3 separate regions of the Mus musculus genome follow, and all the other regions are linked to region 1. The links are chromatin contacts, found by Hi-C or POLR2A ChIA-PET in ENCODE. All regions are on one chromosome and are shown on one strand. Each heading gives the region's core, a stretch centred on a gene start or an enhancer-like site at or near the end of the contact. The rest is flanking DNA. Distances are from core to core; before and after follow the strand shown. Region 1 holds the start of Clic1 (chloride intracellular channel 1). Region 2 holds the start of Prrc2a (proline-rich coiled-coil 2A). Region 3 holds the start of Gpank1 (G patch domain and ankyrin repeats 1).

Region 1 (3,268 bases), core at 296-2,795:
ATGTCTGTATATGTGTGTGTGTGTGTGTGTTAGACTGAGAAGAAAAGAAAGCTAGTCGATAGTAGAGAAATTTAGAGTGTGGAGGTTAGATATTGGCAGACATATTTTAGGTTTTTTTGTTTTTTGTTTTGTTTTTGTTTTTTGTTTTTTCGAGACAGGGTTTCTCTGTATAGCCCTGGCTGTCCTGGAACTTACTTTGTAGACCAGGCTGGCCTCGAACTCAGAAATCTGCCTGCCTCTGCCTCCTGAGTGCTGGGATTAAAGGTGTGCACCACTATGCCTGGTTTTGTTTTTGTTTTTAAAAAAGGTAGAAGTAGTAGGCAGGGCAGTGGTGGCGCATGCCTGTAATCCCAGCACCTGGGAGGCAGAGGTAGTCGGATTTCTGAATTTGAGGCCAGCCTGGTCTACAGAGTGAGTTCCAGGACAGCCTCAACCACACAGAGAAACCCTGTCACTAAAAACCAAAATACACAAACACACACACACACACACACACACACACACACACACACGAGTAGTAGAGCTCTCTTCAGTAGCACTCACACTAAAATTGGAAAGATACAGAGATTAGCATGGCCCCTGCGGAAGGATGTCACGCAAATTTGTAAGGCATTCCATATTTTTATTTGCCTGTGCTTTATCTAAAATCATTTGTATAGGTGGGTAATTAAAAGATACTGAAGTGAAAAAAAATAGGTAGTAAAGTTCTATCTTTATACTAAAGTTAGACCCTCCAGAATCAGGCCTCCCAGGGAAAGTGACACCCCCCCCCCCGTCTTATTTACTTAGATGTCCCCCAAGACTCTGCTCACACTGACCTGTCTGACCTTTCCTTTTTTTCTTCCCGTGATAGAACCAGTCGCTACCCCACCCACCCCAGGATGAGCCCAGTGCTATCCTAGAACCAGGATAAGTCTCCAAGGCAACATTCACCATTGAGAGGAGGGTAAGGGGCCCGGGTTGGGGAAAGTCTAAGCTTGGCCAGGCTTCCAGAGGACCGCCCCCTGCCGTGAAGCCTGGGCTCAGCTTCCTGTTTCCCCTGCATCAGGCCTCCTGGCCTCTGGCGGCCTGTGTCTTGGAGTGCCCTTTGCCAATCTGTAGTCCTCAGCTCACTATCTCCTTCCCGATCCCCCTCCACACACGCAGAGCACAGTCCCAGCAAACCAGAAGACTGACTGGATAACTGAAAACAAAACAAAACAAAACAAAACGCAGAACCCTTGCATCCTCAAACTCCCTTTCTGCACCTCCGTGGTCACTTCGCTAGTGTCAAGCTTCCCTGTTTGATAGTGGCCACCCTTCTCATTAACGAAGCGAGGAAACTGAGGCACGAAAATGCTGCTGTGTTTAGGAGAGGTCAGGGAATCGAGGAAGCCCCCGGACTTCCCTTCTAACACCTTATCCCTGGGATCCCGAGACCTCTGACTTCAGTCCCGGACCCACTCCCACGATCCCCGTGTCCCCTCCCCTCATGTCCCCTCCCCAGGTCCAGGGCGGGGCCGGCCGGTGAGTCAGCTGCTCCCTGAGCTAAACAGGAGGGACCGAGGTGGAGCAGCTGGGTGTGGGGTGCACTGGGCCTGTGGGGAAGCCGTGTTGGAGCGAACTAAAGGGTCTGATCGGACTTGGGTTGCGCCGAAGGGACAGCCCTGAGTCTGGAGGAGAGAATCCCGGACCGTGAGACCCGCCTTCCCTTGCCCCGGCCCCTCCCAGTTCCCCCAGCGACGGCTGCTTCCTGGTCCCCGACGCAACCATGGCTGAAGAACAACCTCAGGTCGAACTGTTCGTGAAGGTAAGAACACTTTCTCTTTCTTTGGCCACTCTCAGGATTTCTGCAAGTCAGTCCTCCCCTCTCCTGGGCTCCAGCTCAAACTCCCCAACCCCTTCCTAGTTGACCCCACTCCCAGCCCCGGTGCTGTTTTGCTGGGGGCAGGGTGGGCGGGCAGACACGACTTGTGAGACGGTAATGGGAGTGCTAGACTCGCCCTGGGAAGTTTATAGAAGAGGTTTCCAGCAGCCTAAAGGGGAGAAAGGTAAAGTTTCAGGAATGAGAGAGTGAATGGGGTTCGGTGCGGGATCCAGGGGGATCCAGACAAGAGAAGGACCGAGAAAGGGACAGTGGTGGGGTTCGAGAAGGTCAGGAGAGTTGGCTACGACGTGTGGCCCTATGAAAGAAAGAGAAAAATGAAAGATGGGGCAGAGAGAACGTGGGGAGAGAGCGAGAAAGAGGGAGGGAGAGAGGGAGAAAAAGAGGAGAGGAGAGGAGAGGAGAGGAGAGGAGAGGAGAGGAGAGGAGAGGAGAGGAGAGGAGAGGAGAGGAGAGGAGAGGAGAGGAGAGGAGAGGAGAGAGAGAGAGAGAGAGAGAGAGAGAGAGAGAGAGAGAGAGAATGAATAAGAATCTGGTAGGGTTGAAGGATGAGTGTGTCGCATGGTGGAAGGAAAGAGCCTTCACGAAGAAGCAGCACAATCAGTGGCTGAGATGACTATCCCCCAGCTGAGGCAGGAAGGAGATTAAAGTTTAGCAGTAGTTACTTATGAAGAGAGGAGAGGAGAGCTCCAAAGGGGACAGGAGACTCCTTGGGTTAGATGTAAATGCCGGGCTGATACCGGGCTGGAAGAAAAAGCCCCCTCCCCCTGAGCCCTCCCCCTTTACACTATCCTCTCTGTGGGTGTGGTCAAGGCAAGCTGGTGCTAGGCTTTTGGCTTTTGGGTTCGGAAACCGCTGGCTGCCGCGCTCCTCCTCTGCCCAGGCCTGTCCCCTCCGGCACCACCCTTCCCCATACCCCCGTGCACGTCCCTTCCTCTCCGGGCAGGTCCTCTCCCAGTGAGCACATTCGCACTCGTTTTTTGCTTCTCGGCCTCTCTTGGCATTCCTTTCGTTCTTCCCGTCTGTGTGTCGGTGTTCTGTTTTTCTCTATCTTTTTTTTCTGGGTTTTCTCTGGCTGCCTTTCCCAGTTTCTTGGCCCAGGGAAGTGAACTGGAGCCTGGGTCCGCCCCTTAGGTGTGGTCCCCACCTCACACTCGCCTCCAGGGGCTATTTTTACCCTGGGCGAGGAGATGCTGTAGAGATCCTGGCCCTTTGTCCTGTGACGAGGATCTTAGAGGACCAGAGGACATGAGTGAGGGTTTGGGGAACTGTAGGAGTGGCGGCAGCTGCCTAGGCCTCTGTGTGTATAGGTCCCTGCCCCCACTTCCTTGCCAGGAAGGAAGCTGCTGAGGCCTGAAGACACAGAAATGAATCACCCTCAGTCTAGGGGGAGGTGTCCCTTGG
Region 2 (3,268 bases), core at 456-2,955, 110 kb after region 1:
AAGCAACCACCATCCACTTGGCTTCCACAGCCCCCTTCCCCCTGACATATCCCAACAAAGAAAACCAAGTAGCAACCTAGTATCTTACCCATCTATCCTTTGTGCCATTTAGAAATGGCAACTAATCTTACACTCCTCCAAAATAATTTCAGAGACATACGATTAAATTGAACAACCAAGTCAAAGCCCCAGAGAAAACCAGAATGAGGTACACAACTCTATCGAGCAAGTACAAGAACTTCAGATTGTCAACCTATTAGACACCAGCTCCCTAATCACGCCCCAGGGCCCTGTGTCCCAGGTTTCATTCCCAGCAGCCTTAAGTCCCATCTGGGAGGTTTGAAGGAAGGTATGCTGGGAGCTTAAGGATTTTTATGAGCTTGCTCTCAGACCAGGAGCTGGTGCCAGACTAAGCCTTACTAAACAACAGGGGCTCCACAGAACCCCTGGATGCAAAATATTCCATCTATTCCTTACATAGCCCCCACACAGGCTCTTGGAAACAATTCTGCTGGCAGAAAAAAACAAAAAAACAAAAAACTAGTGGACCCCATGTAAAACTGAGGAAAACCACAGCATGACGGAGCTACCTCGACAACACCCTGTAACCATGGGCCAGGCAGCAGAGGCCAAACCCAGAACCAACTACCATTTTTATCCTCATCCAGTCTCTTCATAAGCAGTCATTTGTTCCCCTAACAGCCCTTACTCCTCAGGCAGGAAAAACTCTACATCTGAATCCATCCTCGAGTGACCGGGCATTCATTTGTGGGTGGGAACAGTGTGAAAAAGAGATGGAAGATAGCAAGAAAGCATGCAGGCCTAGGATGAAAGCCAAAATCGGGGAGAGAACTAACTTTACCACAAGCCAGAGAAAAGAAGACAGGGGTTGCTCTCTAGGCACTTAAGGAAGGCAATCTGAAATCTACCATGAAAGGGGGAGAAAGCAGAAAAACCGTAGAGCAGACAGATTTCAACTGCTAAAGAGAGAATCAAGCAGAAAGCAGGGAGGGAAGCAGGAACGGCTGAGGAAGGCTGACAAGGGGCAGTGTCAGGGGAGCTCAGAAGAAAAGAGGGAAGAGGAGGAGATAGGGCCATGGGGGGAAAAGGGAACGCAGAGGCTTGGGGGACGCAGAAAGGCGAAGATGCTGGCCGAAAGCGGGGCTCCAGAACCAGAGTGACTCGACGCAAAGACCAAGAAAGACCGGGAGCCATAGCGCCGGGTGGCAGCAAGGGCTCCAGAAACACCAAGAGCCCCTCAAAGGGTAGGTCTACAGGCGGCGGAGGGGCCCCGGGCCGGCCGAGGGGCCGAGGGCGCGACGCGAGCAGGAACCGCGGCCTGGAGCGCGGTCGTGCCCTGAGGAGCAGGCTGCTGGGCCGCGGCCGCCCCCAGCCCTCCACAGCGGCCTGGGAGCGGCCGGCGCAGGCCGAGGGGGAGGGGCAGGCCGGCGGCAGGAGGACAAGATGGCGGCGGCTGATGGCAGCTTCTCCCCCGGCCCGCCGCCGCCGCTGCCGCCGCCCCGCGCCGGAAAGGGCGTCAGCGCCCAGCTCGCCCAGACTCACCTAGCCGGGTGCGTGGGGGTCCGGGACCCGGGCTCAAAGGCTTCCCGGGGCGGATGGCGGCGGGGCGGGGGCGGATGGCGGCGGATGGCGCCGCGCTCGGCTCCTCCCGTCTCCCTCGCTCACTCCGCGGCTGGGCTCCGACTAACGGCCCATCCGGGCAACCGCCGCCCCCGGGAACACCCCCCACCTCCCGCCTCCCTCCGCGGCTGGGCACGCCCCCTTATTTGCATAGGGGGCGGAGCCCTTACTCTCCGACCCCTCCGCTCTTCAGGGCTGTCCCTACTTTAAAAAAATAAAGGCAGTGTGTGGAGGATATTTGCATAAAGGGGAGGGACTTACAGACGCTAGGACGCCGGTTGGCTAGGGAGACGTCTTGGCGTCGGCAGTTGAGACGCGTAGACCGGGCGGAATGCGAGGCCGTTGGGGCGCAGAATTTACACGACGGATGGTGGGAGAAAAAGGATGCGCATGCGTAGTTGGTCCGCGGACGGCTGGGAGCCGAGAGACACGCAGGGAAGGGATGCTAGGCCCCGGTCACTCTCAGCGGAGAAGACGGAAAGAACTGCGACGAATGGAAGGGATTAGTTAGTCGAGGGCGGAGTTACATAGACCCTGGAAGAATTTCAGGTCTGGTGTCCATTCGTGAGAGGTAAACGCGTCAGGGAGGCGGGGCTTTCCAGTTATCAAATCACGTCATGCAAATGAAGTGGATAGGCAAGCCAATCAAAGGGTCCAGAGGAGTGTATCATTGACTTTCTTCGAGTAGGCGTTCTTCGAATGGTTCTGGGTATTTGCATAATATATGCAAACAATTTGAACAAAGGCAAGGAATGACCTACTCTTCCAAATTTTAGCAGCGACTAACTACGGCGGATATTTGACATTTAATTTTTATGCTCAATAGTTTTAAAAACTGTTTTTATAATTAATGTTCCTTCAACAATGAGTTTCAGCTTTAAAGGTCGTACTACTTCCCCTCTTTGTTTCTTAGTACTTGACTGTAGAAATCTTTGCCTCTCACCACACTTACACTTACTCAACATTTTCCTGTGAATTTTTATGTATATTGGTGGGTGCTCACTGGCCTTTACAAACCAGAGGTTGACGTCCAGAGGGCTCGCGCAAACACTTTATTTTTTGAGACATTCTTTTCATCTTTCAGTGAATCTTGATACTTGGATGGCTGAGCTCAGATTCCATATGGACTGGCCAAAGAGCTTGAGATCTTTCTATCTCTGCATCCCGGTGCTGAAGTTACAGACAGGAGTGATCTGCCCAGCCTGGACATGAGTACAGGAGGTCCAAACTTAGGTCCTCATGCTTGTTAGCAAGCATTTCATCCGCTGAGCCATTTTCCTAACTCTAGAAACATTTATTTGTTTTTATTTTATTTGTATGCATATCTACATATATGCATATGTACCAAGTGGGTTCCTGGTGCCACCTGGGTTCTTGGTTCCTGTACCAAGAGGAGTTCAGATCTCTTTGAACTGGAATTACTGGTGATTGTGAGTTCCCAGATGTAGGTGTTGGGGATCGAATCCAGGTCCTCTGAAAGAACAGCAAGTGCTGAGCCATCTCTCCAGTGGTCATCAGTAACAGTTTGAAGTACCAGAGACATGCATGGGATATTGTAGAGGCAGAGGAATAACCTGACTGTCCTGGTGGGAGCAGGTTAAAAGATATATGGGGAGAGAGAGTAGGG
Region 3 (3,268 bases), core at 408-2,907, 73 kb after region 1:
AAGAACCGCCCCCTACCTCCGTGGACGCCGGGAGATGTAGTCCCGTCGGCAGAGAGAAACTGACGAAATGAGGGGAAGACAAACTACCAATCCCAAGAGGACCCGCGCATGACTCTCTAAGGGCCGCGAGGCCCTAGAGGAAGCCGCCTGGGGGCGGGGCGAACCGAGGCGCCACCGGAAGCGGAAGCGGAGCAGGGGGTCTTCCCGACCAGGAAGCCTGGGAAATATAGTCTTGTTAGGCTCGCTAAGCTGCCGGGTAGGTCCTCGGGCTGATTGTCATCCCTGCGGTGCTCCCTCAGCGTTCCGCTTTGCTTTTTTTTCTCCCTCTTCCCTGTGCCAGGCCAACCCACGGGATCCTGGTTCTCTCGCCAGGCCCGCGACAGAGTGCGCTCGGGCTCCGGCATGCGCAGAGTTGTGGTGAGGGACTTAGGTCGGGTGTGCTTGGGATGCGCTGAGCTGTGCACGCTGCGTGAGAACCTGGACCGCCCTGCGAGCTAACCTGAGGTGGGGCCAGCCATTCTGCCGCCGCTTGTCCCTTTGTACTTCTCCATCTCCTCAGAGCTGGGGTAGAGAGTTGTGCTGATGACCCTGACTGTTCTTCAAACCCTGCTCAGAGCAGTGGTGAGGGGTAACCGTGATGTTACTTCATCTCACAGCTCCTCGGCATCCCACAGGTCTCCCCACTGTGTCCTCAGAGTCTTTCTGAACGCGGAGGGTGGCGAAGGGCATTGTGGGGGCGTTATGTAAAAGCAGGACCCCAACCGACAGGCTCCCCCTTGGGTCCTCGCGCTACTGGGCACGCGATGCTTTACTACGAGGATGCTAGAAAAGGTTCTAGCGCGGGAAACTTGAACCTTATGGATGTTTTGTTGTTGTTGCTCCTGCGCATGCCTCGTTCTGCCCTGTGGCTATTTGATTGTATCCAATCTTACAGATTACAAGAGCGACATTTTGCGGTACAGAAGTGACAATGCAGCTTCCCCAGAAACCTCCCGGAGTAATGTCATGCCTGTTTTTAATCTGGGAAAAGGGGACCCCTAGATAAGATCGAGCAAGATTTAAAAGGTCGACCTGTGCGGGCCAGTGGTGGCGCACGCCTTTAATCCCAGCACTTGGGAGGCAGAAGCTGGCAGATTTCTGAGATCGAGGCCAGTCTGGTCTACAGAGTGAGTTCCAGGACAGCCAGGGCTATACAGAGAAACCCTGTCTCGAAAAAAAAAGGGGGGGGGGTGTCGACCTTATATTTCCTGTATGTGTTAGCGGAATGTTTTCAGAGAGAGCCTGGCATTTTTGTTTGTAGGAAGATGGGAGTTGAATACAGAACCCATTAACAACTGTCTTGTAGAATATTTTTTTCCTGTTACCCTTTTTCTTTTCTGTGTTATTGATAGAATCTAGAATTCTCAAATTTGAAACAAGCATTCTACACAGATTCATATCTACTATGCCCTCATGAAATTTTATTAACATCATGACAGGATCTGTTGTTCCTGGGGTCTGTTTTACCCATCCCATCGTGACAGGATCTGTTGTTATTCCTGGGGTCCCTTTTACCCATGAGGCCCGGGCTCCACAGAATCCTAACTATGAAGTCAGTTTTGGGATGGGAGGCCCATTTTAGTTCTAGGCTGCTTTCCCATCTCAGCGGGCCCCCAGAGGTGGTGCTGGTCATCTTCACAATAGCTACCTGAATGGTTGGATCGCTTGCTTGTCACATCCTTGCCTTGCCCAGTCTTCATTTTCTTGTTTCTCTCACAGGCATGTCTAGGCCATCCTTCATCGAATTTACCCCAGCGGCTGACTCCAGTGACCTCTGGAAGGATGGGCAGCAGCAACCACAGCAGGAGAAAGCAGAGCCTGTCCTGGACGGGGCTGCTGCCCGGGCTTTCTATGAGGCTCTAATCGCAGATGACAGTAGTTCCTCTAAGCCCCAGAGAGCTGAACCTATGAGGGAGAGGAAGAAGAAGAGAAGAAGAGTGACTAGGGAGCCTGCAGCAGCAGGAGTCCCCAGACAAGGAAGAGCACTTGAGGATGAAGACAGGATGGCCCAGTGGATCCTGCTGGCAGCCCAGAATGGGGATCTGACAGAACTCCGGAGGCTGCTAGAACCCCAAGAGGCAGGGGGAGCTGGAGGGAATATCAATGCTCGTGATGCCTTCTGGTGGACTCCCTTGATGTGTGCTGCCCGAGCAGGCCAGGGCGCCGCTGTGCGCTATCTCCTGGGCCGAGGAGCTGCCTGGGTTGGAGTCTGTGACCTGGGAGGCAGAGATGCTGCCCAGCTGGCTGAAGAAGCAGGCTTCCCTGAGGTAGCCCGTATGGTCAGAGAGAGTCATGGAGAGACAAGGAGCCCTGAGAACCAGAACCGGTGAGGAGGGAGCCTTCACTTACACCCATCTTTATTGTGTTCTTCCTTTCCTGGGCACCTCATACTAAGGGCCCACAGCAGCTAAAGGGGGCTATTCATCCTCTGGCATATTCAGTCATAGAGTAACAATGGGCGTGGTCTTTGTGCATTTGAATCTTGGTTCCATTTATTTGCAGTGCCAGCCTAAAGTCTGCAAATCTCAGTCCTTGTCTGAGAATTGGGGCTAAGACTTTTTCCTCAAAGGGGTGTTAAGATACAGTAGGTTAATGTGGAAAGAGATGGGGTAGGATGGGATGGTGCTTGTCACACAGTTTGCACTTTATAAATGCCAGCACTACTCATTATTCCTGAGAGCTTGAGGCCTACCTGACAGTATTCCAAATATTCCCTACTGGGAAGACCCTGGGGCCCCTTTCCAAGACAAGATACAACCAAAAGATGCTGCTGACATTGGGAGAAAGGCAAAAAGTACTTTGCTCTGCTCTGCCTGGTGCCTGAACAACTTGAGGCTCTGTTCATCTTTTTTTTTCCTCCCCTATAACATATTTCTTTCTCTGCAGATCTACCCCCTCCTCGTCCCAGTTCTGTGAGGACTGTGGTGCCCACTTTGAAGACTCCAACCACCACACATCTACTGCTCACCTGCTGTCACTGTCCAGGAGACCCCAGCCCTCCAACCTTCCCCTTGGGGTGCCCACTTCCAGTCCTGGCTTCAGGCTACTGCTGAGAGGTGGCTGGGAACCAGGAATGGGGCTAGGACCCCGGGGTGAAGGCCGTGCCAACCCTATCCCCACTATCCTCAAGAGGGACCAGGAAGGATTGGGTTATAGATCCCCACCCCAACCCCGAGTCACACACTTTGCAGCGCGGGATACCCGGGCTGTGTCTGGGAGAGAGAGAGTC

What was found. Hi-C counts contacts between places; a loop is a spot of excess contacts on that map. ChIA-PET counts read pairs that join two places held with the same protein, here RNA polymerase II (POLR2A).
Region 2: POLR2A ChIA-PET joins it to region 1 with 27 read pairs in Patski. The contact joins the promoter of Prrc2a here to the promoter of Clic1 in region 1. POLR2A ChIA-PET finds 5 or more read pairs at or near these places in 4 of 5 experiments (Patski and embryonic stem cell).
Region 3: a loop to region 1 is called in a map of regulatory T cell, with 1.9 times the contacts of the local background. The contact joins the promoter of Gpank1 here to the promoter of Clic1 in region 1. A Hi-C loop is called at or near these places in 2 of 37 maps with a recorded cell type or tissue (regulatory T cell and v-Abl transformed pro-B cells). POLR2A ChIA-PET finds 5 or more read pairs at or near these places in 4 of 5 experiments (Patski and embryonic stem cell).

What each region holds. Positions count from the first base shown.
Region 1 is chr17:35,048,698-35,051,965 of GRCm38, forward strand. Clic1 (chloride intracellular channel 1) reads left to right here and starts at 1,546. Exons shown (of 6, transcript NM_033444.2): 1 at 1,546-1,789. The coding sequence starts at 1,751. Gm23421 (a small nuclear RNA gene) reads left to right here and starts at 521; the gene lies at 521-624.
Region 2 is chr17:35,163,172-35,166,439 of GRCm38, forward strand. Prrc2a (proline-rich coiled-coil 2A) reads right to left here and starts at 1,706. Exons shown (of 31, transcript NM_020027.3): 1 at 1,564-1,706.
Region 3 is chr17:35,121,295-35,124,562 of GRCm38, forward strand. It overlaps Gpank1 (G patch domain and ankyrin repeats 1), which reads left to right and starts at 1,658. Exons shown (of 2, transcript NM_032460.2): 1 at 1,658-2,365; 2 at 2,926-3,268. The coding sequence starts at 1,692. It overlaps Gm20522 (predicted gene 20522), which reads right to left. Exons shown (of 3, transcript NR_168268.1): 3 at 1,441-1,944. It also overlaps a transcript of Csnk2b not described here.